3 separate regions of the Homo sapiens genome follow, and regions 1 and 2 are each linked to region 3. The links are chromatin contacts, found by Hi-C or POLR2A ChIA-PET in ENCODE. All regions are on one chromosome and are shown on one strand. Each heading gives the region's core, a stretch centred on a gene start or an enhancer-like site at or near the end of the contact. The rest is flanking DNA. Distances are from core to core; before and after follow the strand shown.

The links. A loop is a pair of places that touch in the nucleus more often than their neighbours do. ChIA-PET counts read pairs that join two places held with the same protein, here RNA polymerase II (POLR2A). Pooled maps may share reads with other maps.
Region 1: a pooled map shows a loop between it and region 3 (4-fold over the local background). The contact joins the promoter of C6orf136 here to the promoter of DDR1 in region 3. A Hi-C loop is called at or near these places in 6 of 50 pooled maps. POLR2A ChIA-PET finds 5 or more read pairs at or near these places in 3 of 52 experiments (H1, activated B cell and activated CD4-positive, alpha-beta T cell).
Region 2: POLR2A ChIA-PET joins it to region 3 with 11 read pairs in MCF 10A. The contact joins the promoter of PSORS1C1 here to the promoter of DDR1 in region 3. A Hi-C loop is called at or near these places in 1 of 50 pooled maps. POLR2A ChIA-PET finds 5 or more read pairs at or near these places in 2 of 52 experiments (MCF 10A and endothelial cell of umbilical vein).

The regions. Positions count from the first base shown.
Region 1 is chr6:30,645,871-30,648,570 of GRCh38, reverse strand. C6orf136 (chromosome 6 open reading frame 136) reads right to left here and starts at 1,438. Exons shown (of 6, transcript NM_001161376.2): 1 at 725-1,438. The coding sequence starts at 1,339. ATAT1 (alpha tubulin acetyltransferase 1) reads right to left here. Exons shown (of 13, transcript NM_001413067.1): 11 at 2,597-2,676; 12 at 2,462-2,504; 13 at 1,750-2,102. The coding sequence ends at 1,928.
Region 2 is chr6:31,113,407-31,116,106 of GRCh38, reverse strand. It overlaps PSORS1C1 (psoriasis susceptibility 1 candidate 1), which reads right to left and starts at 1,307. Exons shown (of 6, transcript NM_014068.3): 1 at 1,216-1,307. It overlaps CDSN (corneodesmosin), which reads left to right. Exons shown (of 2, transcript NM_001264.5): 2 at 1-1,020. The coding sequence ends at 82.
Region 3 is chr6:30,883,094-30,885,793 of GRCh38, reverse strand. DDR1 (discoidin domain receptor tyrosine kinase 1) reads right to left here and starts at 1,275. Exons shown (of 18, transcript NM_001297654.2): 1 at 1,084-1,275. RefSeq lists enhancers at 390-897, 967-1,740.

The sequences.
Region 1 (2,700 bases), core at 189-2,688, 240 kb after region 3:
AACAATTAGCCGGGTGTGGTGGCGGGAGCCTGTAGTCCCAGCTACTCGGGAGGCTGAGGAAGGAGAATTGCTTGAACCCAGGAGACGGAGATTGCAGTGAGCCGAGATGGTGCCAATGCACTTCAGCCTGGGTGACGGAGCAAGACTCCATTTCAAAAAAAAAAAAAAAAAGATTCCAACACTGGGGGCAGTTTCACCTCTCTTATCGCAAGAATCATGTAATACATACTTGATGAGTTAACGAATAACAGGTTTTATTGTACTGTGGATTAAATGCTGTGGCCTGTACATCTCCATGATTAAGTGTGCGAGGCAAATGTACAGAGAAAAAAGAATATCCAGCTGAAGCTAGGAATCTGAATTCTATCATGTAACTTTAGGCATTCTCATTCCCTATGCCTCCGCTTCCTACAAATGTCCTATAAATGAGAACAATAAAGCCTCACTGGGTTATGAGGCCTATATGAAATAATGAATGTAAACAAAACGTAGCGACCTAGAAAGCAGTACATAAATGGAAGCTATTATCATTTCGGGCCCCTCTAATGACAGACACAACCTCAGGAGACAGTTAAAGGCTGGCCTTCACTCTCCTGGGTTTACCGACGTTGAAACTGCAAGGGGAGGTCACCCAAAGTTAGGCCTCACCCGAGTCCCTCCGCTCCCAAGGAACCCCCCAGGGGATCGTCTCACTGCAGGGAAGGCGGGCGGACCGCTCGGGTACCTCGGTCCCCGATGGTGTCCTAGAGGCGCCGTCTCTGCTGGGGGCGTGGCCATCTTGCCAGCCCGGGCGCAGGGGCCCGAACCGGGTGCACACTGGCCGGCCTTCCTGCCAGGACCGCTCTCCGAGTGCAAGACGGGCGGGCTGCTGAGGGCGCCCCGCGGGTCTGGTCTGGGCCGGGGAACTCCGGGACGGCGCCGCAGCAGGGCTACGAATCTCTCGGCCCCTGCCCTTCAAATCACCTCTAGGCACAGGTAACCGCGGAGAGTCGGGCGCAACGCAGACGCGCCCCGCTGCCTGGCCTTGACCCCGCCTGACCGCCCTCAAACCTGGGAGGACCGACGTCCTTGCGCGACAGGCCCGGCAGCGCCTCCCTCCCGCTCCCGCGACCCCTAGCCTGTCCACGCGCTGCAGGGCACAGGTGGGAAGGGGCGGCGGGTGTCTCTGCGCCTGCGCGGAACCCAGCGCGCGCTCCGCCCCACGCACCGGCTTTGAGGAGGGTCTCTCCCCGCCCCCTCTCCTCCCTCCCTCTTCTCCTCCGCTCACCTGGGGTCGAGCCTGGTAGGCGCGCAGGCAAGGGCCGAGACGCCGGGCCGCACCCCGGCTGGGCTGGTACATGATCTTCCGGGAGTGGAGAAGGAGCCTCCTGAGTCCGACCTCCGGCCTCCTCACAGGGGTGAGCGCGCCCCAGAGCCGGCTTCGTGAAGGGGAAAGGAGGCCGGGGCGGGGGGGTAGGGGGGGAAGGGGCTGAGGGAGGGAAACGGAGATGTCCCGCGCTTGCGCACTGCAGGCTCGAGGGAAGCGGCTGAAGCGCTCTGTCGGCTGTAAGCGCGCCTGCGCCCGCGGGCTCGGAGACTGCCTGAGTGCGCTTGCGCAAGTTACAGCCTCCCCCGCCCCCCCAAGCGCTGTATTCACAGCTGAGGCCTTTGAGCAAAAAGCTGAGCAAAAACAGGGCTGAAGGCTGAATGGGTGCAACGACAGTGAGGGGTGAGGCGGCTGAAATAATGAGTCAAATTTTTCAACAGCTCTTGTGATAAAAATAAATACTTTTATTGGTCTGGTTAAAAGATACAAATGACTTGAATCTGATAAGCCTGCTGAATGAATGAATGAATGAATGTATCCATCTATTATGAGGGTTGGGCTTTGGCTCTTTCCTGTAGTGAGGGAGAAATAATACTTTGAAGATGTTTGACGGGGCTGCGGTCACCAAGGCCTGGTGCTGCGACGTTCCTGCAGGTTTCGAATGAACCTGGCGTTGAGTATGTCCCCACCCACTGTCCAGGACTGGGCTGGCGGGGCCGGGGCCTGTGGAGGAGCTGTGTGCATGGGCTTCTCCCCAGACCCATCCTGTGACAAGGCCTGCTCCTCACTGGCAGACCTGGTAGGTGGGGAGATGGAGAGTGGGTTATAGGAATACTAAAGAGGAAATTAAGATTACAGACTCTTCAAGGTCTCGGGCCAGGTTTTAATGTAGGACACATGATGGGTATGAAGCTGGAACCATTAGTGCTATGTCCAAATTTAAAACCTCTCAGAGAATCCGTATTCCAAAGGGAAGTACCAGAGTTGAACCTGTGGGGGAAAGGGGCTTGCAGGATGTAAGGTAGAAGGAATTGTGGGAGGAGCTGGTGTCCAGTTCATACAATAAGATTTAAGAGTAGGAAGTGACTGAGAATGATGTTAGGAAGGGAGTCAGATGGTGGTGGGAGGCTGTTAGGGGAGGGGTTTAGACCTCACCTATTCTTTGTTTCCTGTTCTCCCTGCTTGGAGTCTTGGTTGCCTGTGGAAATATCAGGCATGTGAATGGGAAGGCAGGAGTAGACAGTGAATGTGGCCTACTTGATTTGAGGGTAGGGAGGAGTGAATACTTACCTGTATTGGGGGATGAGGAATTCACCCCCCCATGGCGGCTGTAGCAGCAGCTTTGGGCTACCAGACCTGGGGGAGTCCCCCTGTAGAAGAAATGGGAGATGATG
Region 2 (2,700 bases), core at 58-2,557, 230 kb before region 3:
AGCCCAAGTGAAGCCTCTGGGGCCCCAGCTAGCTGACCCTGAAGTTTTCCTACCCCAAGGAGAGTTACTCAACAGTCCATAAGAAGTCAACTGTTGTGTGTGTGCATGCCTTGGGCACAAACAAGCACATACACTATATCCCATATGGGAGAAGTCCAGTGCCCAGGCATAGGGTTAGCTCAGTTTCCCTCCTTCCCAAAAGAGTGGTTCTGCTTTCTCCACTACCCCAAGGTTGCAGACTCTCTCTTATCACCCCTTCCTCCTTCCTCTTCTCAAAATGGTAGATTCAAAGCTCCTCTCTTGATTCTCTCCTACTGTTTAAATTCCCATTCCACCACAGTGCCCCTCAGCCAGATCACCACCCCTTACAATTCCCTCTACTGTGTGGAAATGGTCCATTGAGTAACACCCCCATCAGCTTCTCAACTGGGAAACCCCTGAAATGCTCTCAGAGCACCTCTGACGCCTGAAGAAGTTATACCTTCCTCTTCCCCTTTACCAAATAAAGCAAAGTCAAACCATCATCTGGAAACAGTGGCCACTTTTCACTGACCTTTCTTCGACATCTAGTCAACCCACCCAATATGCCACTGGGCTCTCGCTCCCAATTCCACCCCACCCTCCATTACAGAGCTCACCACGCCCTCCTAGATCACCGTCCCCAACACACCCATTGCCTCTCAAGGCCCTTATCTCAGCCCCTTCCTGTGGCCACTTCCCTCAGTGCTCAGATGATTCCCTGGGTGAGGGAGACACTGGGGCACCCTCAGAGGTTGAAGCAGGCTCCCTGCTGTCCCTGGATCCTGGACAGATGGCTCAGTAAACTGTGGGGACTAGGTGCAGACTTTTTGCCTTCTTGGAGTCCTGGGTCTCCTCTGAGAGTCTGGGTGGTGCTCTTCCTACGCCTCTAGAGGTCTCTGTGTTCCTCATTTTCCTTCAAAAGCGGGCTGTGTTTCTCTTCTACCTTCCAGCTGCTCCCACAGAGGAGGAAGACAATAAATATTTGTTGAACTGAAAGCAGAGATTGCCTGGCCTCCCAGATCCTTCCGCCATTTCCCTCCTCTCTCATTGCTCCAGGAAATCCATTCTCTTCCCATTCCTCATTCACCGTGGGGTCCCCCTTCCCCTTATTTAGGGCCCTCAGTGTTTCCTCTCCCTCCCCTCCCCTCCCCTCCCCACCCAAACTCCTTTTCTTCCACCATTAGCATTCCTCACCTTCTAGATGCCATCCTCTCTGGGAGTCATGAGTCTCGATTTCCTGGGTTTCTGGGACACCTGGAAGCTTGGGAAGGCTGGGACACAACAACTCCAACCAGATTCCTGTCAGCTGAGTAGGAGGCCAGTTGGGCGTTGTTCCTGGAGCTGGGGGTGGAGAGAGTAAAGGACTGAGAGGATGGGAGCAGGGCAGGGAGTGCAGCCAAGCAGGGTGACTCACTGGCCTAGATCAAGAGGCCCAGCCTGTGGCAGAACAGAGCTGCCGGTGGTCTCTCCATCTTCACACTCCCTGCTCTGCTGGGGTCCAGAGTGAGAGTGTGAGCAACATGGCTCTCAGGTGAGGGCTGAGAAGGCAGAGTGCCCCAGTGGGAAAGAGGAGTCGCTTCCACTGGAGAAGAGAGAGAAAGTGGAGTGTGTGGTGGGGTCCATGCGACTTAAGTCCTGAGACAGGCAGGGAGAGGCTGAGGCGGACGAAGTTCCCGCATCCCAAGGAGGGCAGAGTGGATTGTGCTTGTCCCTGTAGGAGCCCCACCCCCCACCCCAGGCCACCTCTCAGAGCCTCTGCTTGGCTGCAAAGGAATTCACCCCTACTGTAGCACTTAACCCATTCCCTCCTATCAGGGTGGTGCTGTCTGGTCCTGAATTTAGAACTGTTGAAACTCCAAGTCTGGAATCAGCAAAAATGTATTACATTGACCAGAAAGGGATTGAATCACCCTTGGTCCAGCATCTGGCCCCTGATCTGCAGCCAATGGCAGGAATCGAGGTCCTCAGATGCTTCATGAATGGGAATTGCAGGGAGAGAAGGCTCTCTGATGTGGTGTTTCCTCGAGTCTCCTGCTGTGCTCCAAATTAAAAGCTTGTGTAAAACTCATGCATGTCATCCAAAAAGGCCTCTGGGCTCCATCCACTGCCAGTTCTGGAGAGGAGCTCTTCACTCCTCCAGTGGTTAAGCCAGCAGGGGCAGGTGGGGAGGACACAGCAGTAGAATCAGCCAACAGCTCATGTTTAGACCTTGGGCAGCCAGGGAAGCCTACTCCTGGGGCCTCCCGGAAGCCATGGAGAGAACAAAGCCATTGCATTTTTATAATAAAATTTGCAAACATATTTAAAAGCCAACAAACTGTTAATGAATCTCTACATTCTCATCGCCCAGCTTCAACAAGGATCAAGTCCTGGCCATTTGACAGCAGCATTTAAAGGCTCTCCTCTACTGTTACTTGGAAATAGCCACTTTCTCCCAAGGTTTCTTATACTCTATGGCACATCTGACCACCAGTAGCAGGCAGAATGATGTCTTCAACCCCAACACCATCAAAGATGTCCACATCCTAATCCCTGGAACGTAGGAATTAGGTTACATGGCAAAGGGAAATTAAGGTTCCAGATGGGATTAAGGTTGCTATTCGGCTGACTTCACAGAGATTATCATGGATTATTCAGGTGGGTCCAGTGTAGTCACCAGGTCCCTTAATGTGGACATGG
Region 3 (2,700 bases), core at 26-2,525:
CGAGGCTAAATGTGGCATGCACACACCCACCTCTCAGTGTCCCTGACAACCCTCACAGAGTTTCTGAGACAGAGCAAACACAGAAGCTCATGCATACATCAACCCGTCCACACCTTGGCATTCCTTCAAGTCCAACCCCATCGCTCAGTGAATAGCCACCTTCAGACACCTGTGAACATGAAATGACAGACACCACATGCTCCTGTGACCAAAAGACAGCATGAGACACACACACCCGGGCCCTTGGGCACAGGATCCCCAGAGAACTGGGGCCCAGCCTCTAACACACATGGGTGACCAAGCCAGAGGGACGTCGAGGGGGCAGGGAACAGGTGGGCGCTGGGTGGGAAGAGTGGCAATAAGGACAACAGCCTTTCCCTGCCTTTCCACTCACTCCCCTTTCACCTGTCTCCACCACACCACTCAGTCCTGGACACACCTACAGGCCCTCAGCAACAGCCAGCGAGCTTGGGCGCCTGCCTCTGGCTGCTGGAAGCGCTGGGAAGAAATGTTCAGCCAAGAGCCAGGCATGGGGGGGTGGGACCCTGAAGCTGGCGCTCACCGGCAGTGACATTCTCTCATGCCAGAGCTAATTGACCATCCAGCCGGGAAGAGTGGTGTCACTGGTGGGTTAGAGTGGCAGTCCCTCTTTTTGCTGGACTGTGACCAGACTGACCAACTGGGTGTTGGCTGAGCGGAGGCTTAGCAGTTAGATGCCCGCAGGGACTGGCCAGGTGGAGGGCAGGCGATAGATGAGCTGACTCAGTGGGGCTGCACAGGAGCACCTCCTCCCGGGGCTCAGTTCCTCCGCACTGAGTGAGAGGGGACTTGCCTCAAGGCTGGAGGCTCAAAACTCTTTCTGGGAGGTCACGGGCTTCACCTCCACCCAGTCCCCGCCCCCGGTTTTCAGACGGTATGCCAGAGCATCGGGGAGGCGGGCAGGGAGGCTTAGAAGAGCTGGACGACCAAGCATGGCTCGGGACGTCCTGCCTCCCCCGCCCCTCGCCCTGCAGGCGCCGCCGCGCGCCCCCACCCCAAGAGCCCCAGGCCTCCGCCCGCGGGTTCCGCCGCCGCTCTCCCTACCTCTCATCGCTCTTCCCGGCAGACCCAGGCGTCCGACCCGGGAGCGGGGCCTCTTCGGCGGCGGGGCGAGGGGCGGGGGAGGCGGAGGGAGCCAGGAGCCGGGAGCCGGGAGCGGGAGGCGCCGGCGGGGCTCGGGTGTCGGGAGGCGGCTCCCGAGAGCAGCTGTCGGGGGCCTGTTCCGGGGAGAGGAGCCAGGGCTGGGGCGGCTCGGGCCCAGGCGCCGCCTCCCCCTCGCCTCGGCTCCCTCCCTTCCTCCTCCCGCTCCTCGCTCCCCTCCCTCCCCTCGGCCTTCTCGCCGCGCGTTCGGGCTCGCAGCCCTCCCTTCCCCCTCCCGGACCCAGTAGTCCCAGTGGCTCCCACGCCCGGCGCCGAGCTCCAGGCCCCGCGCCCGCCACGCCCACCCCGCGCGCTAGCGCCCGGCCCGGCCTCCCCCAGGTAACCCGCCCGCCAAGCCCGCCTGGGCGCTCCCAGGCCGCCCAGCCGCCCGCGCCGCTGCCTCCGGCCGGCTCCGCGCCCAGCCCCCTCCACCCACTCGCAGCCCACCCCCGCTTCCCCAAACGAGAACCTCCAAAGCTGGCGCCCCAGGGGGCTGGCTGCAGTCCCGCTCAGGGCCCACGAGGGGAAGACGCCCCTCCTACTTCTGGGATCGGTTCCTGGTGGGAGAGGCAAAGGGGAGCAGCCCCAGGGCACAGAGGAAGAAGCAGGTTCCCACAGGCTCGGCCCAGCCCAGCTGCGGGAGTTAGCCCAGAGAAGGGAGCAGAGCTCAGGTCTCAGGGCTCACCTGTCCAGCCAGGCCCCAGACTGCTCTTCTCCCTCCACCAACCTTTGCTCCTCTCTCGCAGCCTGTGCGCTCCCGCCCCTACGACCCAACCTGGAAGGCCCCAGACCCTGAAGGCGGGCCCACTCTCTTCTCCTTCTCCTCTCAGTTCCTCTCTCTGAAGGGCGTTCTAAGGGACCCGGGGGTCCAGACGCCCAGGCCCTGATTCCCCTGGGCTCCCAACGGAGTGGAGTGGGAGGGGGACTCAGGAGTCCTCAGGGCAAGCCTCCCTCAGGCCCAGCCAGCTCTGGCCGTAGTGGGCCAGAGGGTCTGATCACTGGCCAGAAGAGGCCAAAAATGAGGCCAGGACAAAGTTGAGTGGTCGGGAGGAGGAAGAAGAGGAGCAGGAGAAGGATGGAGGCACACTGAAAATCACACACAGTCAAAAGGAAGGGGACCAAGAGACCCAGGGAAGATGAAACAGTGAGACTGAGTAGGCAAAGCAACTGAGAGAGCTACTGGGCAGAGGATGGAGCGGGACAGAACAGCTTGTGGTGGGAGGTGCTTTTTCCCCACTCAGCACTACCTCAGCCCCTCACCTCTCTCCACACCCCCACACCTGCTCACCACCTAGACAATGTCACGGTCACAGGAAGTTCTCGCTCCACTGCACATCTCCGCCCCAGGAACCTCACAGTAGATAAAAACATACCCTGCTTGCAGTCCCAGACAACAATCCCAAGAAAGAAACACGAAGTCCCAACCAGACAAGTACACAAAAGCACTACCAGGAAGAAGCTGGCCCTTGGGAAAGGCCGAGGCACACATGGGCACTAGTTCAGAAGCCCAAGGACGTTCCA